Regions from separate parts of the Homo sapiens genome. Here all the other regions are linked to region 3. The links are chromatin loops, found by intact Hi-C in ENCODE. Cell type or tissue: MCF 10A. All regions are shown on one strand. Region 1 has its middle 18 kb from the start of PGRMC1. Region 2 overlaps DOCK11 (dedicator of cytokinesis 11). Region 3 has its middle 6.6 kb from the start of CT47C1.

What was found. Hi-C counts contacts between places; a loop is a spot of excess contacts. Peaks named below come from ENCODE experiments on the same cell type or tissue, not always from the same donor. Only the 100,000 strongest peaks of a DNase experiment are listed, where the experiment ranks them.
Region 1: a loop joins it to region 3, with 12 times the contacts of the local background. A loop is called at or near these places in 4 of 110 quality-filtered maps.
Region 2: it touches region 3 in a loop (26-fold over the local background); 2 of 110 quality-filtered maps call a loop at or near these places.

Annotation. Positions count from the first base shown.
Region 1 is chrX:119,213,843-119,221,842 of GRCh38, reverse strand. It overlaps the pseudogene NUDT19P1 and the pseudogene HNRNPA1P28. Among named protein-coding and RNA genes, the nearest start is that of PGRMC1, 18 kb to the left of the region's middle. In MCF 10A, a CTCF peak has its summit at 3,395 (motif pointing right); no DNase peak of the experiment used is centred here.
Region 2 is chrX:118,624,038-118,632,037 of GRCh38, reverse strand. DOCK11 (dedicator of cytokinesis 11) reads right to left here. Exons shown (of 53, transcript NM_144658.4): 32 at 7,383-7,499; 33 at 4,459-4,534; 34 at 3,766-3,875; 35 at 1,548-1,659. Among named protein-coding and RNA genes, the nearest start is that of IL13RA1, 100 kb to the left of the region's middle. In MCF 10A, a CTCF peak has its summit at 4,500; no DNase peak of the experiment used is centred here.
Region 3 is chrX:119,062,346-119,070,345 of GRCh38, reverse strand. No RefSeq gene overlaps it. Among named protein-coding and RNA genes, the nearest start is that of CT47C1, 6.6 kb to the left of the region's middle. In MCF 10A, a CTCF peak has its summit at 3,116; a DNase peak (open chromatin) is centred at 3,115.

The DNA of each region.
Region 1 (8,000 bases), 150 kb before region 3:
GCCACCACTGTGCTTGGCTGAGTTCACAAATCTGTTGTAACCTGTAGCTTCCCTGGCACTTCTCTGGCTCTCCTCTCCTGCTAAGCTTTGTTTCCTAATTTAAATCTTCTGCCACTGCCACAGCTACTGCTGCTACTGGAACCGCCATAGCCACCTTGGTTTCATGGTTTGGCAAAGTATTGGCCTCCACCATCATAGGGGCCAGAGCTTCTGCCTCCAAAATTTCCTCCCTTCATGGGTCCAAAATTTGAAGACTGATTGTTGTAATTGCCAAAATCACTGTAGCTTCCACCACCTGCAAAATTGCTTCCATCATTACCAAATCCATTATAGCCATCCCCACGCCACCATATCCACCACCACCACCACAGCCGCCACCAAAACCACCACGATCACTGAAGTTTCTTCTATGACCAAAGTTGTCATTCCCACTGAAACCACGTCCAAGACCACCACCAAAGTTTCCAGAACCACTTTGTCCTCTTTGGCTGGATGAAGCCAGTCGCCATCTCTTGCTTTGACAGGGCTTTCCTAACCTCACAGTTGTGGCCATTCACAGTATGGTATTTCTGAATGACAAGCTTATCCACAGAGTCATGGTCGTCAAAGGTTACAAAGGCAAAGCCCCTTTTCTTGCCACTGCCTTGGTCAGTCATGATTTCAGTCACTTCAATTTTTCACTGTTCAAAATAATCTCTTAAGTGATGTTCTTCAGTATCTTCTTTAATGCCACCAACAAATATCTTTTTCACAGTTAAGTGGGCACCTGGTCTTTGAGAATCTTCTCTTGAGACAGCTCTCTTTGGTTCCACAACTCTTCCATCCACCTTGTGTGGCCTTGCATTCATGGCTGCATCCACCTCCTCCACAGTGGCATATGTGACAAACCCACAACCCCTGGAGTGCTTGAAGTTTGGATCTCTCATTACCACACAGTCCGTGAGCATTCCCCATTGCTCACAATGGCTCCTCAGGCTCTCATCGGTTGTTTCAAAGCTCAACCCTCCGATGAAGAGCTTCCTCTGCTGTTCAGGCTCTTTAGGAGACTTTGACTTAGACATGACGGAAGGGAGAAGAGAGACTTTAACGATGCTTCTTCGGCGGCGTCCATGGGCAGAAAGGCCCTTATTTTATTCTTTAAACCTTACAGTGTGCCACATGTATGAGGTTTGTAAAGTATTAATGATCTTGTTAACCAAAACAAGAAAAAAAATTTCACAAGGGTTCCCACTTCTGTATTGTTTTATTATCTCAAAAGTTTAAATAAGATGTTCTGCTGCTGTTGTTCTTGATGTCCACTGTTTTAGCACCTTCCCTGATGTGCTTAGGAAGTTGATCGATGAATTTCTTAGACTTTCTGTTGGAATTACTTTAAGGGTGTCTTATTAGATGGTGAAAATTAGACTGAGACACCCTTCAAGTGACCATGTCATTGTTTTCTTGCTATGTCTTTAGCTTGATGATTAAGATACAATTCTTTTAAAAACCAAATAGCATTAGTTATGTTTCCCAAATTAGAAATCTATTTTAGTTAATGTTTTAAAGAAACACGAAGCCATAGCAAAAATCATTATTGTTTTTACTCCTGAGTGTTAATGAATGTAAAGAGGTTACAGATGTAGTGTTTAATTAATGATGTTTATTTTTTCTATATTTAACATAAGTAATTTTTCATTGTCTTTAAAGAGGAATGTTTATTGATTAAAGGTGAGAAATGATAGTTAAGACACCAATTCTGTGTCAAGATCTTTGACTGTATTATGCATTGTACAATTGACTTCATTTTTCATGAAATGCCTTAGTTTTCCTACTATAAAATAAAGACAATGATGAATTAAAACAAAACAAAACAAAAGAATAGAACACCATACCTGCAGCCCAGGGAAGCTGAGCCACTACCACTGCCACCATAAACTGACTCTCAGCAACCATGAAACTAGAGACTGAGACATGGAAACACTGACTTAGGTTGCTGCAATTATTGCAAAAGTCCCTTGACTGCCATCTCTGTCTCCTCTGCCCCCTCCTCAAACTTGCATATACACACACACACTCCAGCCAACACATAACACTTGGTATGTGCAAAGCACTATTCCAAGTTCCATTCTTATTACTATTATTATGCCATTTTACGGAGGAGTAAACTGAGGTAGAGAGAGGTTAAGTAGCCTAAGATTACAGTTAGTGAGTTGTATATGCTATTATCTGCCCTGCTCTTATCTCTGAACATTTCTTTGTCAGTTTTCCACGTATCTAGAATTCTTCATGAACATATTTTTAATGACTGTATAAGATGCTATCATATGTATTTGCCACAATTTATTTGGCCATTCTCTTATCTTGCATATTTAGATTTATTTCCAATTTTTCTTTATGAACAGTAACTGCAATGAGCACTCTGCATACAAATTATTTTGCCTATTTCTGATCATTTTCTTAGGATACACTCCTTAAAATTCAGCTCTTGGGTCATAGGCTATGAAGATTCCTAAAAACAGTATTTGAGGGTCAGCAGTTGTGAATATTTTTAATCCACTTGAGTATATTAATGGGCATACCAACCAGTAATATGCAAGAGTACTCGTCTCACTGTACCCTCCACACTTAAACCGGGCATTTTCATCTTTTCAAGTTTTTGCTATAAGTATGCTGCATGTAATATTGGCATGCTCATACTAAAAATGTGTTCATTGTTTTTCTGAAATTCCAACTTAACTGTGTCTCCTGTATTTTATCCAGTAACCCTACTTGATGTGGATGTCCAAACTCTCTTCTTTTTTGAGGTATTCCTCCATTGTGAGCCTGGAAAACAAGGCTGAGGCCTCTTACTGTGGAAACTAAGGGAAGCACATATTCCCTCTCCACAAGCCCTGAGTGGTCAGGGAGTCCATAGGGGACCCAGGCTCTTACTGAAGACTTTGGATCTTGAGAGGTTTATACAAAAAGTGGCCATTTTGAATTCATTCATAGAAACTGCATCTAGCAGACCAGAATGTCAGATCAGTAGAGTCCAGATGTAGCAGTGTTTTGTGGTGGTGGTGTGTAGAGGCAGTGAAGGTGGTTGTTGCCAGTAGTGACATACCAACCAAGCTGGTCCTATGGCAAATCTTGACTGAGGTCCTCCCATGATTCCTGATCATTTCTTTATCCTGGTTTACCTGCCTTTCTGTTGATTCTGTGAAATGCCCAATAATTTGCTAAATTCAGCCAGAGTCAGTTTCTGTCTTTTGCAACCAAGATCCCTGACATTTATAAATAAAAGCCCAGATAGGCTGGAGAAAATTTGAAATCATGATATTTCCAAACTCCTTTTGTATTCCTAAAATTGGAATTTTAAAAATTCTCCTCACCAAATGACTGTTGTTCAAGGGAAAGGGATTTGGCATTTTCCAAAATAAGCACTAGATGGTGCTATGAGGTAATATGTTCTTGATTGTGTCGTTGCCCAAATAATAAGGATTAAGATCGCCAATAACACTATCACCAAGGATACTGTCAACAAGAATAGCTAAAATTAATTGAGTGCCTCATATATGCCAGAAACTGTTCTACATGTTTGATAGAGTTGTAAACCAAAAATAAAATTCTAACCCCCCAACGAACTGATGGACTCTCCCCTCGGCTAAGTGAATTCCAAAGCCAACTTGAAAAACTAGTTCAGGCCATGATGGGAAGTGGATGTCAGACATGCTTCATTATAACCTTCTCCATTTTGGAATTCAGGCACAGCTGACCAGCATTAATATCAATACAGAGACATTAAGACTGTTAGAGGCCAGGCGCAGTGGCTCACGCCTGTAATCCCAGCACTTTGGGAGGCCAAGGCAGGTGGATCACCTGAGGTCAGGAGTTCGAGACCAGCCTGACCAACATGGTGAAATCTCATCTCTACTAAATACAAAAAATTAGCTGGGTATGGTGGAGCATGCCTGTAATCCCAGCTACTTGGGAGGCTGAGGCAGGAGAATCACTTGAACCCGGGAGGCGGAGGTTTCAGTGAGCCAAAAGATTGTGCCACTGCACTCCAGCCTGGGAGACAAGAGCGAAACTCTGTCAAAAAAAAAAAAAAAAAAAGAAGACTGATAGAACAGACTCTTTAAGTTTGATAAGAAACATTTACAATCTATTCTCTCTGAAGCCTGCTACCTGGAGGCTCCATCTACATGACAAAACCTTGGTCTCCACAATCCCTTATAGTAACCTAGACATTCCTTTCCATTGAGTTCAAGTCTTTAGATAATAACTCTTTCAACCAATTGGCAATCAGAAAATCTTTGAATCCGTCTATGACTTAGAAGCAACCCCCTCACCTCTGCCCCTGCTTCCAGATGTCTCCACTTTTCCAGATAGAACCAATGTACATCTTACCTGTATTAATTGATATGTCTCCTTAAAATGTATAAAACCAAGCTGTAGCCCAACCACCTTGGGCACATGTTCTCAGGATCTCCTGGGGCTTGTGTCATGGGCCATTGGCCACTCATATTTGGCTCAGAATACATCTCTTCAAATATTTTACAGTTTGACTCTTCATTGACAGAGTGAACTCATTTCTTACAACCAATAAAGCAAGTAATTTTATTAACACATTTTACAGAAGAAGAAATCAAGGCACATTCAGTTTAGCTAACTTATCCAAGATCAGAAAATCATTTACTGATGAAGATAAGATTTGAACCAAAGAAGCCTGGCTCCAGAGGCTGTACTCTGAACCAAAATGCTCTACTACCTGTCATAATTATATAATATAGCCAACATTTACTGATGGTCAACAGTGAGCCAGGCATTTTGCACAATGGAGTCATTATTGTCATTTTCCATATGAGCGAACTGAGGCTCCAAAAGGCTAAGTAATTCATGTTTCCATAGACACAGAGACAAAGCTGAGAGCATTTGTAAATGTAATTCCATGATGTTAGTAATGAAACAAAAATAAATACATAGATAAGATACTAATGTTTGTCACTTTAGAGAGTAATTCCACTTCAGGCAGAGGGAAAGATATACTTTGAAAATGATTGATTTACATTCCAATTGTTCTGTGATAAAATAAAAAAAATACGATTGGCATGGTAAATGATTCCTTTTCATTTCAGCTCTTCAGTGTGGACAAAATATTTTCCCTCTTTTGATACTTCCCTTTAGGAGCCAAAGACGGTGTGAAAGCCAAAGGTAGAATTAGAGCCTGGCTTATTTGGGCTTTTGCATTTCTCATTATGAGGATGAGTATGTCTCATGATCAAAGTAGATGAATTAGGCAGCACCCAAAACATGTAACTTAGGTAGGCTCTGGGCAGGAACCGGCCCTCCTAACAAAATGATTGTAATATTTGTCTGGAAATGTGAACTAAGTTAAATAGCTAAGAAAAGTTTGAGGCAGAGGAGTAATGCTATCAAAATGTATTATAAAACTGCAACATTTAAAGCAGTGATAGTGCTGCAAGAAGAGGCAGATCAATGGGTCAGATAGAGAGCCTACAAACAAAATAAAGCAAAAATATGTGTGTATATGTACAAGTGTATACATACATATATATGAATTTATAAGGTAAAGGAAAGATCACAATTCAATGGGAAAGGGAAGGATTATTCAATAAGTGGTACAGGGATGATTTGCAATCTGGGAAAAAACAATCACATCATTTACTGAAATAAGTTACCATTTATTTCTCCCAACTGAAACCTCCTTTGCAAAAAATATATCAGTGAGAAAATTATGGCAACGTGGTGGGGGACTGGAGATCTGATCTGGCCAACCTCCCTTTTGCCTTTAGCCTTCAAGCTGCTTTTAATTAATCCCAGGCTTAAGCCAAGCTAACTTTGGGAGGCATTTAGTTTATAGCTTAAATGATAATAGTTTTTCACCATAACTCATAGCCTTTGTAAAGCTAAGGACAGACCACCAGGCTAAGAGGATAAGAGGAGCCTGAATTCTGCTAAGGTGCAGACGTAAACAATTACCCACCATTATTCCCGGGGTCACAAGATATGCAACTTTCCCAATTACTGCTGCAGATGACATCCCTATTGCAGAACTTAAGATTGGCCTTTTGAAATACTTTTTCAGGTTCGTTGCATGTCTGCCACCGATAGTTCCACCTGGACCTGTCAACCACTCCTGTGGTCCTACCCAGAAGCAACTCAGGGCAAGAAGACAGCTTCGACTCCCTATGATTTAATCTCTGATCCAACTAAACTGCACTCCCCATCCCTAGCCCCCTGCCCACGAAATTATCTTTGAAAAACCCCTAACCTCCAACACTTCCGCCTCTGGTCAATTAAACTCTTTCTTTACTGTAATGTCTTGAATTTATTTTGTTTTTGCACTGGGCAGGAAGAAGCCTTAGGTCAGTTACATAACTGCAACTTTGTATCTTTTGACAAACATCTCCCCATTCTCAACCCCCACCGCCACCCCCAGCCTCTGGTAACCACCATTCTATTCTTGCCTCTTATGAGTTAGATTGTTTTAGATTCCACACATAAGTCAGAACATGTGGTATTTGTCTTTCTGTGCCTGGCAGCAAAGATGTTTTAAAAATCATGACCCTCAACATTATAAAGCTCTTTCATGTACTGGTGAGGAGGAAAAATTGCTCTGGCCTTTCTGGGTGGCAGTTTGGCAAGATGAAAGAACCTTAAGAAATTTTGGGTCTTTTGTACTAAAAATGTCATGTCTAGCAATTTTTCTTAAGGAAATAGTGGTAGTACAGATAAAGATTGTGGTACAAAGATATTATTCATGTCAGCCTTGTGAATAACTAGAGGAGAACCATTAAGAGAATAGTTACATTATGGGACAACCATATGATAGAATGTCATGCAGCCATCAGAAACGATGTTTACAAAGATTTTTTTAATGACACAGGAAACCATAGATAATAAATTAGATAATCAAGATAAACAAATTTCAAACACTCATCAGACCTATAAACAGGTAACAGATTTATTCAGTGATTAAAAACCTCCTTAACACCCGTATTCCTTGCCTGCACTTTTAATAAAGAAGAGTCATTTTGTGATGAAACAAACTATAGAAAGTTTGAGGTTCAGGTTCTGGACCATCACAACCCTGGAGATAAGTAAGGTTTGTCTTCCCCTTCCCCTTTATATGCTTTTGATTATCTCGGGGCACTATTTTCTCTTTCCAGTGGCCTCCTGCTATCGCTTTCCCCTCTGGCAAATTTTTTTCTAAGGCAAAGAGCAAGTAAACTAATTTATACACACTTATACTTGGCTGAGAATATATAATTTTTTCCCAGGAATATTTGCATGCTAATAGAGGCCAAAGCCTAAGCTAATAGAATGAATCCCTGATAGCCTGGCATTCAAAGCCATTCACTACAACCCCCTACCAGTCTTCTCACTACTCCCCTATGTAAACTACACTACAGAAACAGTCTCTTGTTCTTCCAGACCAAGGGATCTACTTATTGCACCCTGTTCGCTGCATCTTCCACCACCAAGTGCTGGAGTTTCCCAGGATTCCCTTCCATTTAGAAGCTTTCTTGCCTACCAACTCAACTCTTACTTATCCTTCAGGCCCACCTACATCCATCACATCAGTTCAGGCCATTTTGAAAAACACAAGGTATTTCAAAAGGATCCACCACACCTACATCCACCACATCACTCCTGAATTCTTCTTTCATTTATTCTTTAACTCAGTTTCATTTATTTTTTAATTCTTTAATTGAGCACCTACCATCTTCCTGGCACTGTTCTAGGTACAGGAGACATGGTGGTGGTTAAAACATACATGGACTCTGGCGTCATGAAACTTAGTTTATTGGGAAACATCAACATCAAATAAGTAATCAAACACATGTAATAATTGTACATTGTGATAAATGCAGTGAAGGAAAAAACAGGGTGCAGTGAGAGAGTAATGAGGTCAGGAGAAAACAGCTTCCTTGAGTAGCCCAACTGTCCCTGACCTCTCCCTAAGTTAATCCCCTAAAGACTTACTGTGTTCAGATACCCACTCAAATATGTATTTG
Region 2 (8,000 bases), 440 kb after region 3:
GGTTGCAGTGAGCTGAGATCCTGCCACTGCACTCCAGCCTAGGCGACAGAGTGAGACTCCATCTTCAAAACAAAAACAGTCATGGTTTTACCCATGACATTAAAAATAACAACCAGAGACTTGTCTCTGGTTAGTATAGAATGTGATGTATATGTGTGTGTATGTGTGTGTGAGACCTACAGTGGAGGAGGGGAGAGAACTAGTCAGCAATGCAGCTTTTCCCCTCCTCCTACCTTCTCTCTCTTTCCCTCATTCTTTGGGCTGTGGTGGTATTCAACCGCTTTTTTGTTCACTTCTGCTTTTTTTCTAATGTATCTCTTGGACCTATTTTTTTTAAGGCTAGTCAAGTGGCAATGGGAGTGGAGAACAGATAAAGATTGGGCCTCTTTTTAAAAAAAAACATTTACTGAGAGATTCATTTATCATAAAAATGCCCACATAAATAGCCCACAATATTACAATAGTTTATAGTTTATTCAAAGACTAAGGAAACCTTCACCACAGTTTTAGAACATTTTCATTGCCTTAAGAAGAAACTCCATAAATGTTAGCAATTTCCAGATTCCACAACATAATGTTTGATATTTATGCTAAATCGTACATTCCTAGAACTTGAATATTCCAGTTATTTTTATTTTATTAATGAACTTTAGAATTTACTCATATCTAGCTATTTATTTTAATGTTTCTATAGCTACTTAGATATCAACTTATTTTATGTCTTTACATCCTGCATTATTATAAAATATTTAAAACGAAATAATTACTAAAAATAAAAAAATAGAAAATGAGTAAAAGATAGCAATCACTATGATGATCCCAGGTGCTTTTATGTTTTCCATTTTTGCATTTTTTTTTTTTAAGCAAAAGTATTGCGAAAAGGAAGAGAAGGGAGGGAACTGTCTAAGTAAATGTGGTATTTGGAAATAACCTGCTTTTACTTCCCGAGGACATGCAGTTTATGAAAGTCCTTCGGTTGTATTCCATCATATAGTGTAAAGAGGAACTGGTGACACTAGTAAATACGGCTCTATACCAAGGAGAAAAAACAGAGCCCGACAAAGAACGCGATACCAGACAATATCATACAGTGTTGCTGCAAAGATAATGATGACATTCCCTACCCTTCAAGAACTCTTCCTGTCTTTTTGTTTCTTATTTGTCAAATCCTGGGTTAAATAAAAGCTGAAGTATTAAATATGAATTCTGGTGGTTATTATTTCCTTTCAGTTACATTGGTCATTTAATGAATTAAATGCTCTGCATGAAAACAAAATGTTTAGCACTTCTAAAACCATTGCCTCATTTTAGAAATTCATTTGCAAAATTATGTTAAAATTATTTCAAAGACTCGAACTTGTGTGACTGACATGAACCTATTTTGAAGTTCAATTTAAGAAACATTTTAAAGTCAGAGTCTCCAAATAACTGTTTATAATGTGCATGTGCTCTGCCTCCAGATGATGATCAAATATTGTTGCATGAATTTGTGAACCTGTGAGGGTGTATGTCTAGTACAGTCCATGCTTAATATGATGGTAACTCACCTTCTGAAATCATTTTTACTATATACAGGTAGCACATCAGGAGGCTTCTGATTTCATACTGATCCAGGCGGTTATACTGGGATACACTACTCCTTGTAGAACTCTGTCGGGTCTGTAAGGACAGGATGTTCGTGAAATAGTATCAGTACAATTTTCCACAGCCTTTAACTCAGTAACTCTTTTTTTATCATTAGATCTGTTTGGGAAAATTCTAAACATAAATCTAAATTTTATATCACAACTTGAAGGTGAATGGGCTGAATCTTTCTTTCCTAGTAATAGCTAGTAATATCACTAGAAATTACCTTGGAGTCTTCACAAAGATATAGCCATGAATACTGTGTTTCATTCTCATATGCCATGTGTTTTAGTGGTAAAATTTTAAAATAATCATGGCTATTTAAGGAAAGATAGCTTTTACATGGAGTGAAAGCATAAGAAACATCTTAAACTTTTTCATTTGAATCTTTCCTTAGAGTTTATTAAAATCCAACCTCCAAATCATACATTAGAAAATCTATCTTAAGGGCTAATAAAACCAGGCGCAGTAGCCCACACCTGTAGACCCAGCGTTTTGGGACGCTCAGGTGGGAGGATCACTTGAGGCCAGGAGTTTAATACCAGCCTGGGCAATATAGCAAAACCTGTCTCTACAAAAAAAAAAAAAAAAAAAATTTAGCTGGGTGTGATGGTGCATGCCTGTAGTCCTAGCTACTCAGGAGGCTGAGGCAGGAAGACTGCTTGAGCCCAGGAGTTCAAGGCTGCAGTGAGCACTGATCGTGTCACTGCACTCCAGCCTGGGTGACAGAGCAAGACCCTATTTCTAAAAACTATAAATAAATTAAAAAATGGGCTAATTATATTACGATAATTACACTTAGGAGTACCCAATAATACTTCAAAATTAGTACCTCTACAAAGTACTGATGTGTTCCTATTATTTAATGACTTTTTAAAAAATATCAGAAATTAAGCATGACAAGATCTGACTTATTTGGGGATTTATATGAATAGAATAACAATAATCTAAAAAATTTAAAAACTAATACTTTCAGTTGAGCTAAACTGGGGATGCACCATTGACTAGGGTGGAATTTACTAAGGAAGAACTTTTACTTGGAGCAAACAGACCTAGGTTCTGATTGCTTGCCTAGCTACTATGTGACTACTAGCAAGTCATTCAACCTCTCTGACCTTTATTTGCCTTAGCTATGACAGTACCTGTTGTCACAATTTCTAAATGGTGTAAAAGAGAAACATTTGTGAATAAATTACTGTTTACCCAAAGGCTCAAGGAACCAGTGGAAGTATAGTCCACTGGTTCTCAAGGGTAACAATACCCAACCAGCAGCATCAACATCACCTGGGAACTTAGAAATACATGTTAGCAGGCCCTATTCCAGACTTACTGAATCTCACCCTGGGGTGAGGCCCAGACATCTATTTTTTAAGCCCTCCAGGTGATGCTGATGTACACTAAGAGCACCATGATATAGGAGACAAAGTGCTCATATTAGAAAATCTGGGTTCGAGTATGGTCCTGCCATAGCTGGTTGTTCTAAGTCATAATCCCAATTTTCATTTGTAAATTGAGAGTTGGAATTTATTGTTCTTATAGTCCCTTCTAATATAATTTTATACGATTCAATGATTTTACATAACAACATGGCAAAACTTTACTCGTCTAAAATGAGGTCTTTCTGCCTTAAGGCAGTCACATCTCAAACTTTAATGGTAGGCGTGAAACGACTTGATAGAAGAGTTGGGAGGATATATTCTGATTAAGTGATGCTGGGACCCTAAGATTGTCAATTTTGGGACCTATATTTTTTCCTCCCAAATTAATATCATTACTCTATTACAAAAGAATGAAAGACTGCATTAATCCTGCCAGGATGTGCTTCGTTTTAAATAACAAGGCACATTAGATATTTTAAACTTGAATTTCTCCTCACTAAAATAGCGTGCTAGGGTTAAAGGAGATATTCAGAGTTAGAACTCTTGAGGATGAATGCCTTATTCTCTATAAATAGTTTAAGACATTGAAGTAGCAGCTGCCACTATAGGAAGATACTGCTAAAATATCTAAGAATTATGGGATGCTTTTCGCAGAGCCAGGATGGACTACAGGTGAGTACAGATGCTCATATTTATACTATAAAAAAATTGTTGCAGGCTAATGTGTCACTAGGGTCATCCTATATATTTAAGTTCTTACATTTTCACCAGTGTTGCCCTGATCTGGAAATCCTGTTGCTCCTTCTGGGATGAGGGAACCTCTTGAATCTTCTCTCTTAATTCCATGTCCATTTTGAAAAGACCCATAAGCTGGGGAAAAAAAAAAGTCAAGCCCTTGTTGGCAAGAGGGGGAACTGTCAGAAATATTTAAAAAGTACGGAACTAATTTAAGTAGAGACATTAATGTAGGGAATAGATCTTGGACATCTAAAATGTGAAGTTTATTATATCAAAACACCATAAGAAACCATGTAAAAGTGAAGCAACTTTTCACCTTTCAAAACACTTTAGCATGTACAAAATGACAAGAAATTCCTTGGAAGCCGTAAAATAAAGCCACACAATTTAAAAGACAATTTTATAGACAAGGAAACTTGAGCCCATAGATGGGAGTATCTGGCTTAAAACTGGTGACAGATAAGAAGAGTGGAAACCAGTATTTTTCTCATTATCCTCTATTTTCTCAGTATGCCAAGCTATGTTCTAAATAAGCTTAGACAAGGAAACCTAGGCAAATAAATTTGACTGCAAGTATAAGTCAGATTTTAATTAAACTTTAGTAGAGATCAAGCTATGTATGGTCTTTATTATGAAATATATCAAAAATACTGAGAAGTAGAGGGTACATGTCTAAACACCCACGCAATGTATCATCTCCAAAAGGTTTAATTACCGGTGTCTTTGTCAGTGCTCAGACTCCCTCTATTGGCAGGTGAAGTAAAGCCACATGGAAACTCATCTCTGGATGCCTGTAACAGAATATGATACCTGTGTCATTTAAACAAATTCGTATATAGGATAAGAAATCTGAATTAACAGAATAAAATGTTACATTGATTTTAAACAAAGCTCACTGTGAAAGTCTAAATCAGATACTAGTAATTAGTATTTAGGTGACTCTTTTTTAAAAAAAAAAAGCTACTAGCATACTGTTGTAACCATGACCTCTAGCCAAGTGACATAATTCTAGATAGCTGCAACTGGTACAGCTGCAACTGGTACAGTCTTTTTTGTTTTCGTTTTCTGAGACAGGGTCTTGCTGTGTAGTCCAGGCTAGAGTGCGGTGGCATGATCATAGCTCACTGTAGCCTCAACCTCCTGGGCTCAAGTGACCCTCTCACTTCAGCCTCCAGATTAGCCAGGACTACAGGTATACACCACCACACCCAGCTAATTTTTCATTTTTTTAGAGATGGGGTTTTCCCATGTTGCCTAGGTTGGTCTCAAACTCCTGGACTCAAGTGATCCTCCTGCCTTGGCCTCCCCAAGTGCTGGGATTACAGGCATGTGCCACGGCGCCCAGCCTGGTAAAGTCTTAACATGATTCAGTTCTCCTCCTTAGAACCAGGGCAATGCTAGAAGAAGGTGTGTGACCAGAAGCCCTAGGGAAACTTGAGCTGCAAAGAATACAGAGAAGTGAAATATTTCCAAATAATGCTGTCAAATCTATGTGGAGGGAGCATAAGCATGAGATACTGTATTTGTAAAGTGAGACCAGCCTGACACTCAGGTAGGTGTAGTATCCACATTCAGCCAGTTGACATGACTGGGAGTCACAGGGAAGCAAGCCACTAGAAAAGCTTAAAAGCAACGTCCTCAGGAACACAGGACAGGCATGACAAATTGGCTGTAGCATTTCATAGGGGGAATTTGCAGAGGAAGCTGTAAATGACACAGTTTAACCTGCTACCCAACAATATTACGTGGCCAGCCAAAGTGCAAAGGTGATCTTGGGCCATACAGAACATGGATGGGGGCAGAAGTTAACAGTCCACTGGGCAGACTATAAAGTGTATAATTTGGACATTGTATTTTAATAGGGTTACTGGTAAACTGAAGCATATTTGGAAAAGGGGTGACCACGAAAGCAAAGGGTTTTGGGGACCGGGCACAGTGGCTCATGCCTATAATTCCAGCACTTTGGGAGGCTGAGGCAGGCAGATCACTTGAGGTCAGGATTTCAAGACCAGCTTGGCCAACATGGTGAAACCCCCCGTCTCTACTAAAAGTACAAAAAAAATTAGCCGGGCGTGGTGGCGCATGCCTGTAGTCCCAGCTACTCAGGAGGCTGAGGCAGGAGAATCACTTGAACCCAGGAGGCAGAGATTGCAGTGAGCTGAGATCATGCCACTGCACTTTAGCCTGGGTGACAGACTTAGACTCTGTCTCAAAAAAAAAAAAAAAAAAGTAAAGGATTTGGAATGACAGATTAGTGGAGATATTTGGTGGCTTGGAGAAAAATTTAGAAGGCACAAGTGGAAAGGGTACATTTGGAGGTGGGAACAGATGTGTTTCATGTGTCTCTAGAAGACAAAAGTAAGACCAGTGGATAGAAAACCTTTTAGGTCTAATGTGAGAAGGAATGTTTAAATTATTACAATGGCAAAAGGTTGTTTTGCCAAATAGGAGACTGATCACCTCCAAAGTTCCTTCTAATTCTTAAAATTCTAAGGGGAGCAAAAAAAGCACAGACCAATTGTGATAAACTAAAAGAGTCTCACCAAGAAGTGCTGAAGGAGACTACTAAGGGAAAGGAGAAGCAAAGGAATACAGTTTAGTCCCCAGTGCCTAATATCTTGGAAGTAGAGAATCTTTTGTTCAGTTTAAGTTGAATAAATGTATGAAGCCATACAACAACAGAAAATGTTAAGAACGAAAACACAGCGTTCAAAGGATTTGTGGTGTTCTCTTGGAATTTGTTTTCCAAAGTGCAATCTTTGGACCAGAAGCAGCCAAAAGCTTGTTAGAAATGCATGCTCTCAAGTCCCACCCCAGGTCTATTGAATTAAAATCTGTTGGCTAGGTGTGGTGCCTCACGCCTGTAATCCTAGCACTTTGGGGGCCGTGGTGGGTAGATCACCTGAGGTCAGATGTTCCAGACCAGCCTGGCTAACATGGTGAAACACCGTCTCTACTAAATATACAAAAAAATTAGCCAGGCATGGTGGCGGGCACCTGTAGTCCCAGCTATTCAGGAGGCTGAGGCAGGAGAATCCCTTGAACCCAGGAGGCGGAGGTTGCAGTGAGCCGAGATCACGCCACTGCACTCCAGCCTGGGCGACAGAGCGAGACTCTGTCTCAAAAAAAAAAAAACCTGTTTTAACAAATTCCCCAGGTGATTCATATGCAGATTAAAGTTTGCAAAGCACTGTATTAGGAAAAACAGTGTACATGGAGTAAAAACTGAACTCTTGGCTGGGCACGGTGGCTCATGCCTGTAATCCCAGCACTTCACGGGGCTGAGAGGGGAGGATTCCTTGAGCTCAGGAGTTTGAGATCAGCCTGGGCTGCACAGTGAGACCCTGTCTCTGCTAAAAATGAAAAACATTAGCTGGGCATGGTGGCGTATGCCTGTAGTCCCAGCCACTCGGGAGGCCAAAGCAGGAGGATCACTTGAGCACAGGAGTTTGAGACTACAGTGAACTATGATTGTGCCACTACACTCCAGCCTGGGTGATAGAGCGAGACTCTGGCTCAAAAAAAAAAAAAAAAAAAAAAGTGAACTCTTAAGGTTGAGATCATATAGCATATGACCCCAATTCCAAATGCATTCAATAAAATAGGATAAAACTCCAACAGAAACACATTACTACTTACAGAATTAGGCATGGCTGCACAAGAATACAAGGTATCTCGACCTGCTAATCGCTGTATATTTTCCAAAAGTAGTCCAACAAAGGGGAGGTACAATTGTGCTATTTTGGCTTGTTGGTTCTGAAAAATAATTATTGAAAGCTTAATACGTATATAATATGTATATATTACAAATAAATGGAGTTGGCTTCATATATCAATTTAAAGACTAAAAAGTAGGCTAACATCCATAACAAATTACTGAAGCATGAATCTCTTTATACTTATAGTCTGAAAACTAATTACCACAGAACTTTGTTGGCCTTTGGATTTATCCATGATACAGACTCAAATTACATCCCTCAAACATAATGACATGAAGTAAAAGGTTTTTGTAAAAAATAGAAGTTGGCCTATAAAGCAGATGATATTATTCCTGTTTTTCAGCTCCAGTGAGCGTTGAGCTTCATGAGAGCAGGGACAGTGTCTGTCTTGTTCACTGCTTCATCCCCAATGCCTGGGCACATAGCAGATGGTCAATACATATTAGCTGAAGGAATGAATGAGTAAGTGGAAGAAGTGAAAAAATGGTAAGTTACTGTATTCATTCAGGAAACATTTTTTGCTTCCATTAAAGCTACA
Region 3 (8,000 bases):
CTCAGCCCCTGGGAGTGGAGTTGCATGTCAGGGCTCCATCCTTCTGATTCTGGGCAAGTCTGCACCACCACAGGCTCCTTTTCACTTACAGGCTTATCTAGCTTGTGGGGTTTATGCCTTTCTTGCATCATCAGTCTTCTTTCCTACACTGAAGTTTGTTCATCATTCTTCGTGACTTTAACATCCACAGGGATGACTTATCCCATGACCTGGAATTCCACTTCCGTGACCTCCTCATCTGATCTTTTCTACAAACTTACATCAGATACTTACCCCCATGGTCCTACACTAGCCTTTTCCATTACCAGAAATGGCACCATTTAGAAAATTTCTTCTCTACTGCTACAATGTTTCAATCCCATCAGATTATTTCCCCAATCTGCTGACCTAGCCACTTTTTCACTCTACCTTCCTACCATCTTCTTCATTTGCCTACTTACCCAGTTTAAATTCCATCCATTATGTGTTGCTATTATCACAGGCAGAATGCTGGCCTCCCCAAAGATGCCCATGTCCTAATCCCCAGAACCCTGTGGGTCTGTTAGGTTACCTGGCAGAGGGGAATTAAGGTTGCAGATGGAGTTAGTGTTGCTAATCAGTTGACTTTAGGATAGGGAGATTATTCTGGATTAGTCAGATAGGCCCAATGCAGTCACAAGCATCCTTAAAAGTGGGAGAGGGAATTAGAAGAGAGAACCAAAGAGATGGCAGCATGAGAAAGACTTGGCCTGATGTTGCTGGCTTTAAAGATGGAGGAAGGAAACTATAAGCCAGTGAAAGTGGGCAGGCTGTAGAAGCTGGAAAAGTCAAAGAAACAGATTCTCCTCTAGAGTCTCCAGAAGGAATACAGCTCTGCCCACACCTTGATTTCAGCTCAATGACACTTCTGACCTCTGCAACTCTAATATTTTAAGTCTGTATTTTAAGCCACAAAGTTTGTGGTGATTTGTTACAGCAGCAATAGGAAACTGATACCTACTCACTCACTCCATTCCCTTTCTCCTCTTAGCTGTCTATCATATCTACTAGGCAAAACCCCAAACTCTAGTTGAATTGCACTATATTACTTTTTCCTTGCCACTAAATGAAGCAGATAAAAATATTGAAAGTTGGTTGACTAAATTCACTAAAAATTTGTGGTCATGAGCACGCTCAAGACTGCTTGGCAACCACAGTTTCACTACACTTTCCCTCCACCCTAAATCTTTGACAATTTTGCCATTGAACACACAAACGTTTCTGTTTCTCAGCTTCTACATTTCCAATAATTTGCCATCTACCCTACCTCATCCACTTACTCTCAGGACCATGCCAAGGATCCTAGACCTTTCTTAATGAAAATATACATCACTCCCAAAATCTCAAGATTAAAAAATCTTAAGAATTCCACACTCTGACCACCACTTCTTATTTTTCCAGTTTGGTGCCCTTGCTCCGACTATGGTCTGCAATGACCACCATGTGGTCAAAGCCATCAGTCTCTTTCTATTCTCAGTTTTCTTGATCCTTCAGCAGCAGCTACCCACATTACTCTTCCTTAAACAGCCCCTTTCAGGATTTCTGTGGCATTACAGTTTTCTGAGTTTTCTCCTCTTTGGCCACTCTTTACCTCATTCCCCCAAACTAGAGTTTCTCTGGGCTCTGTTCTGGGACTTTGCCTTTCTATACTCCCTTCCCTCAGTGATCTAATCTTTGTTTCAAGGCCTTGAAGATAACCCAATGATTATAATTTCCAAATTGATATCTGTGTCTCAAACCCCTCTTCCAAGTTTATAACAAATTTGACTTGGCATCTCCACTTGAGTATCTCACAGATCTCTCCAACTTGAAGTAGCTAAAATGTCATTCTGGATTTGCTCCTCCTCTCTGCTTGTTCTTTCCTCTTAGGAAATGGCACTTCTACCCACCAAGATGCTTTCATCGGAAACCTGGTTGCCCTCTTTAATTCTTTTCTACATCCATTCCATCTGTCGGCTTACCTCCTAAACGTCTCTCAAATCTGTCCACTTCTCATCTCTTCAACTATTAATACTCTCATTCTAATGCAAACCTTTAGCATTTCTGATTTGACTACTCAATAGCCTCCTAACTGGTTTTTCCCCTTCCAGTGGATTCTCTGCACAACTAGAGAGTTTTTTAAAGAATATAATTCATATCTTTCAGTCATCCTGTTTAAAAACCTTCACTGGCTTCTTGTGAATTAAATAAGATACAAACTCCTTATCTTACCCCATAAGACCCTTTGTGATCTAGTCTTTTCCTGGCACTGTTCTCATAATTTCTAGAATACATGTTCTTGCCTACACATGAAATTCCATCTGCTGGAACAATCCCCTTACCCCCTACTCTCATGTAAGATCGTGCAGATTGTTCTCTACACAAAGGTATCCAGCTGAGGTGTAGGGTGGGCCGAAATCTAGCCTGCAGTCCTCTTGCCAAGCTGTGCTCCTTGGTGTGCAAGACCTTGCTTCTACTCTTCCCATGGCTGGCTTCTTCTCAACCTTCAAGTCTTGGCTTCAATGTCAACTCCTCAAAGAGGCCTTCTCTGACCTCAGTTATTTTCTGTCTCACTGCCATATCTGTCTACTACCTTCATAGAACCTATCACCATCTGTAAGTATAGATTTGCTGTCTTTCTCCCTGTAAGCTCCATGAGAACAGACATCTTGTTTGTCTTGTGCCATGCTATATCACCACAGCACCTAATACATAATCATGCACTGAGAAGTGATAGTTGATGAGAAAGAAGGAAACTCCTGAGAAGAGAATGCAAAGAGCAAAGAGAGGGTCTAGGTTCTGCTTTGCCCAGGTGCCTCCTGCCACACTGATTGGCATCAGAAAAAGCCTTCATGTCATAGAGAAACCACAAGTGTGGCCAGAAATTCTCAAATGTGGCAGCACATCAGAATCTCATGGGGATTAAATTAAAAAGTCTTCATATCATAGAGAAAGCACAAGTTTGGCCTGAAATTCTCAAATGTGGCATCACATCAAAACCTCGTGGGGATTAAATAAAATAACATAACCGCCTCTCCTCTGTCTTTCAAGGTTCTGATTCATTGGGTCCGGGTGGCTGCTGCAGACACTCTCGGTGCACTACCGAGAGACTGCCACTGAGTGGTGCTGTATGACTCTGTTTCAGAGTAGAGGTCGCACTTCGCTCCAAGAGAAGGCATAATTTATAGAAGGATTTTTTTTTTTTTTTTTTTTTAGCTACTCTGACCTCAGATCTTCTCATTCCAGGAGGGTGGCCCAGGCAGTGCCTCCAGAAATGTTTAAGTTTTGGTTTCTTTTCTGTGCCCTTCCAGATTCACAATAAGGACATCTGTCCTTACCTAAAAGCTTCCCCTCACCTCTCCTAACCCACCCCCACAAAGCTCTACCAATATCCTCTTACCTTCTGCCCAAAACTTCCCGTACTTTTCTTCTCTTATCTTTTACCTCTTTATCTTGTCTTCCTCTTCTTTTTCTGGGAATCACTCTTCCTCAGTTTCCTTACTTGTAACCGGAGGATAAGGGTGGCATTGTGAGGATCTAAGGAGATACCACCTACCAAACTGCATTGATCTAACTTGGCATGTATTATCTTCATAGATTTTTACACCAATGCCATTCTAATCCACACAGTGATGGTAGCTTCTCTATTCAAGCAAACACAATTTTATTAATGCATATTTTCAAGAACACGTATTATAAGTGAAATACATCTGAAGAGGATTTAGAGAGAAGATTCGTATGCGCTACTACCCTGCTTTTTGCAACTGGTCATGAACCAGCCTCTGAGTGAACTGGAGGGGAAGGCACGGAAGAGGTAACAGAAGGGGCTAGGAAAAAGATTCTTCCAGGGCCTTAATCAGCCTGAAATGCTTTGGAACCAGCTGACCTAATAATTCTTCAGAGACTGTCAGTGCACTGGTGCCCAATGAATGCCTCCATACAAAGCTGCAAGCCCACTATCTATGGCAGTCTAGGACTGGGAAAGAACAAAGCAAGGTTATAACGGAGTGGACCTCAGTTCAAAGAAATGAGAACAAAAATCAGGCCACTCTTGGCCAGATAGATAGATAGATAGATAGATAGATAGATAGATAGATAGATAGATAATGATTTCCCCTTCCTCTATATTCCAAATGGCTTGCAGAAGGGGTTCTTGTTTCTCATGGCAGGGCTATCGATGGGGCAATTGAAGGAGCTACTGTAAAGGACTGTAACTAAAGAACATTTCAAGATAGCTCCATGGGCTCTTTGACAGGTCTAGTTCAGGAAGCCCCATGCCAACAACCAAACAACTCCCTTTGCAGTACAGCCCACAGCTCATCCTCTGGGCTGGTTTAGCTTCAAATGACCATTTGGCACTGTTTGGCAACAGGTTGCCTCACCAGCCCACTGACCTCCAGAGTCTTCTGGAAGTTAAAAGGACACACATTCACTACCATAAGTTCTAAAAACCTATAGCAGTTCCCACTCAAGCCACTCCACTGACAGTTGGAGCGGGTGGGGAGAGATGCGGGAGGGCTGAAAAGGGAAATGTTGCATACAGAGAGCTTATTTGAAATGCATTAGGGTGCTTTCTCTTTGAAGGAATTTGCAGGCAAGGGTTTTGTAAAGGAAAAAGTGCTTTGGTATGCGGGTAATATGCAGTCATTTATCTGTGTAGTAAGCTTAGATCTTATCCATCACATTTTTTTTTTTTTACCCTTGAGCTCATCTCTATTAGGGAGATTCTGATTTCTCCAACTCCTTGAGAGGCACCTCAGGTCCAGGGAAAAAATGAATAAGGATGACTTTCTCCAGAGGATGGTACGTTTTAATTCCAGATGTCCCTGCTGTGAATATAAAACAAAGAATTTGTCAAACTCGGGGGCTGAACTGCCTGGATTTTAACCCAAGCTCTGCCACTTAGTACCTGCGTGATCTTGGGTAGTTATTTAGCCTCCCTGAACTTCAGTGGGTTTTTTAAAATACGAAAAATGTAGATAATAAGAGCACTTATCACATAGGCTTGTTGTGAGTGTTAAATGAACTAATATATGTAAAATCTTAGAACAAAGCCTGGCACATAAGCAACATATGGGTCCTCAGCATATAATTCCTGCCCTCGAGTAGCTTGGAGTTCAGCTGGGGGGACAAAACCTATGCATTAAAGGTTAAATAGCAGTACATGCTACCGCTTCACTAGACCATATGTAGTGTTAGGCCTTAGGATATGGTAGTGAGCCGGAGAGTCTTGATATAACCAGAAAATGTCAAAGAAACAGATCAAACAGTAAAGGCACCGAGATCAGAGTAGTGAGAAAGTATTTTGGTGTGGAGTGGTCAGAGATGTCTTCGTAGAAGAGGTAGGACTTGGCCCAGAAATAGAGCAGGGGTTGGATAGATGGAAACAGAGCAATGCAGTGGGGTCAGAGAACAGGGCTTTGGAGGTAGAACACCTGTGGGATGGATGGAGGTATTCAGGAGCCTATTTGAAATGCACTTAAGGTAGCTCCCTGCACATGCCCTTCTGGTAAAATACTCATATGAGAAAGAGAAAAGCATCTCCTACCATCCAGGAGTTGGACTAGTACCATCAGCTAGGCCTTGCTGTTGCTAGGAGCTGGCCTAGCACTAGCAGCAACACCAAACTAGGTCTTGTTGTTCTGTTGAACATAAATCCACAGAATGCCAATATCAGACAAGGCAACTCTGTGACTATGATGGATCAAGGCAGAAGCAAGATAACTCTGTAATGGCTGAAACCAGACAAAATGTGAACACTGTCCAAACCACAGAAATGACAAAACATCCCTCTCCCAGCTAAAATGAATGACTGCTACTCTTTACTAACTAGAGCTGTAGCTTCCCTCTACTCTACCCTCCCTCTAGCTAAAACTTATTGAAATACTTGATCACAGAATTGTTCTACTGTCTGACAGCATCCAATATAGGGCAAACCATAGCTTTTTTTGACCTTCCCCCAGTCATCTAGCCAATGCCCAAATCCTATAACAAATCTTTTCTAACATACTGTTCTTGAGATGCCTCACAGTTCTTCACGGTGTACATGCCCCCTCACTTCAACAAGTAATAAACCCAGGTTGATCAACATGTGTGTGCCTAGTGATCTTTGGCCAAAAGACATTGACAATATCACTAAAATGATTGAGGGGTATGGATGCATCCCTCCTACTAGGGTTCATTTAAAAAATTCCATGAAACAAAGAAATGTCTGAAATAAGTGCAGCCCCACCTCATACAACACAGCATGGTAAGTAAAATGACAGAGGCAATCACAGAGCACTGTAGGGATACAAGAGGGACTTCTTTCAGCAACTTTTCCTTAGCAACCATTGTCAGGCACCGGGGATATAACAGGGAACACGATAGACAGATAAAAGAAAGAAAAATGCTGGGAGCAGTGATTCATGCCTGTAATCCCAGAACTTTGGGAGGCCGAAGCAGGTGGATCACCCGAGGTCAGGAGTTCGAGACCAGCCTGGCCAACATGGTAAAACCCTGTCTCTACTGAAAAATACAAAACTAGCCAGGTGTGGTGATGCGCGCCTGTGATACCAGCTACTCGAGAGGCTGGGGCAGGAGAATTGCTTGAACTCGGGAGGTGGAGTTTGCAGTGAGTAGAGATCGCACCATTGCACTCCAGCCTGGGCAACAGAGCAAGACTACATCTCAAAAAAAAAAAGACAGATAGATAGATAGATAGATAGATAGATAGGTAGATAGATAGACAGATAAAAGATAGATAGGACAGATAAGAAGAGAGAGAGAGAGTCCCTGCTCAATGAACGAAGGAAGAGTACTGCAAATGTTTGAAAACCAGAAACAGCAAGTATGTTCATTAACAGGGGACCATCGTCAGAGACAGTGTAACCTAGTGGTTGAGAGCACAGCTTGTGGATCCAACCTGCCTTGGTTTCTATCTCAGCACTACTACTCAGCAGCTGCCAATAGAGCACAATCTCACAATCTACTGTGCATAGAAATTTCCTTTTTTACTGATCACTCCCCAGTGAGGGGTGGTAGGGAGGTAGCTCAGCTCCTGTCTGCTGCTGTTCCTACACCAACACTTGAACAAGGTCTTTCCGCTTCCAAACAAGACATTCACCCAAGGCTGCTTTTTCTCTGTAATCTCTGGCTGAGGGCCCAGGGAAGATAAGTCTAGACTTCAGGCTGGTTAAATACAGAGCCCAACATAATGTACACATGGTTTTAGCATCCAGGAGAAAATTGCAATTGGTGTTTGTGCAAGGAGCTCTTGAAGCCATTTTTTAAGCGCTTTACAGGGACACAGACTTTATGTCATCCCCACGCCCATTCTCAATTGCATGTTTTTGAACACACGTTTGGTTCTAAACTATGCTAACCCACTGAGAGGGCTGGGGGAGGAGTATGACTAAGGTTATCTGACACCAACCTTATTCTCAAGGAGTAGACAGCCTGATTGGGGAGAGAGCCAATCGCTGACAAACGGAGCAAGAACATAGACCCAGAAGAATGTGCTAAATTACATGGCCTCTGAAAGGCCACCTGAACTTGTATCATAAATACAGGAGGAATTCTCACAGGAAGAGCTCACTGTGGGCCAAGTGAGTCTAAGACGGTTTTGTGGAGGAAGAACTGGGGATAAAATACAATTTAGATAGAAGGATTTTCAGGGGGCATTTCCTGCCTTAAATTATCTTTGGTATAAAATGAATTGGGATAATTAATTTTGAGGAAATTGTGCAAAAATGTTCCTTTGAAACCATTGAAGCCAATCTAGGGTGTTCCAAAAACAGTGCCAGAAATGGTCACTTTTTACTGCAATCCCAGCTCTCCTGGGAAATGTTGCCAAGCAGCTGGCTGCACATTTAGCCAAATATAAATTTTCCCACATATGGAAAAATCATAGAATTACATGTGTATAAAGGCCTGCTACCTCTGATTTGAAGAGTCTCCAGGGAAAATTCCTGAACTATCACCATTAGCAAACCCCCACCTTTCACAAGTGCCAAATATTCATC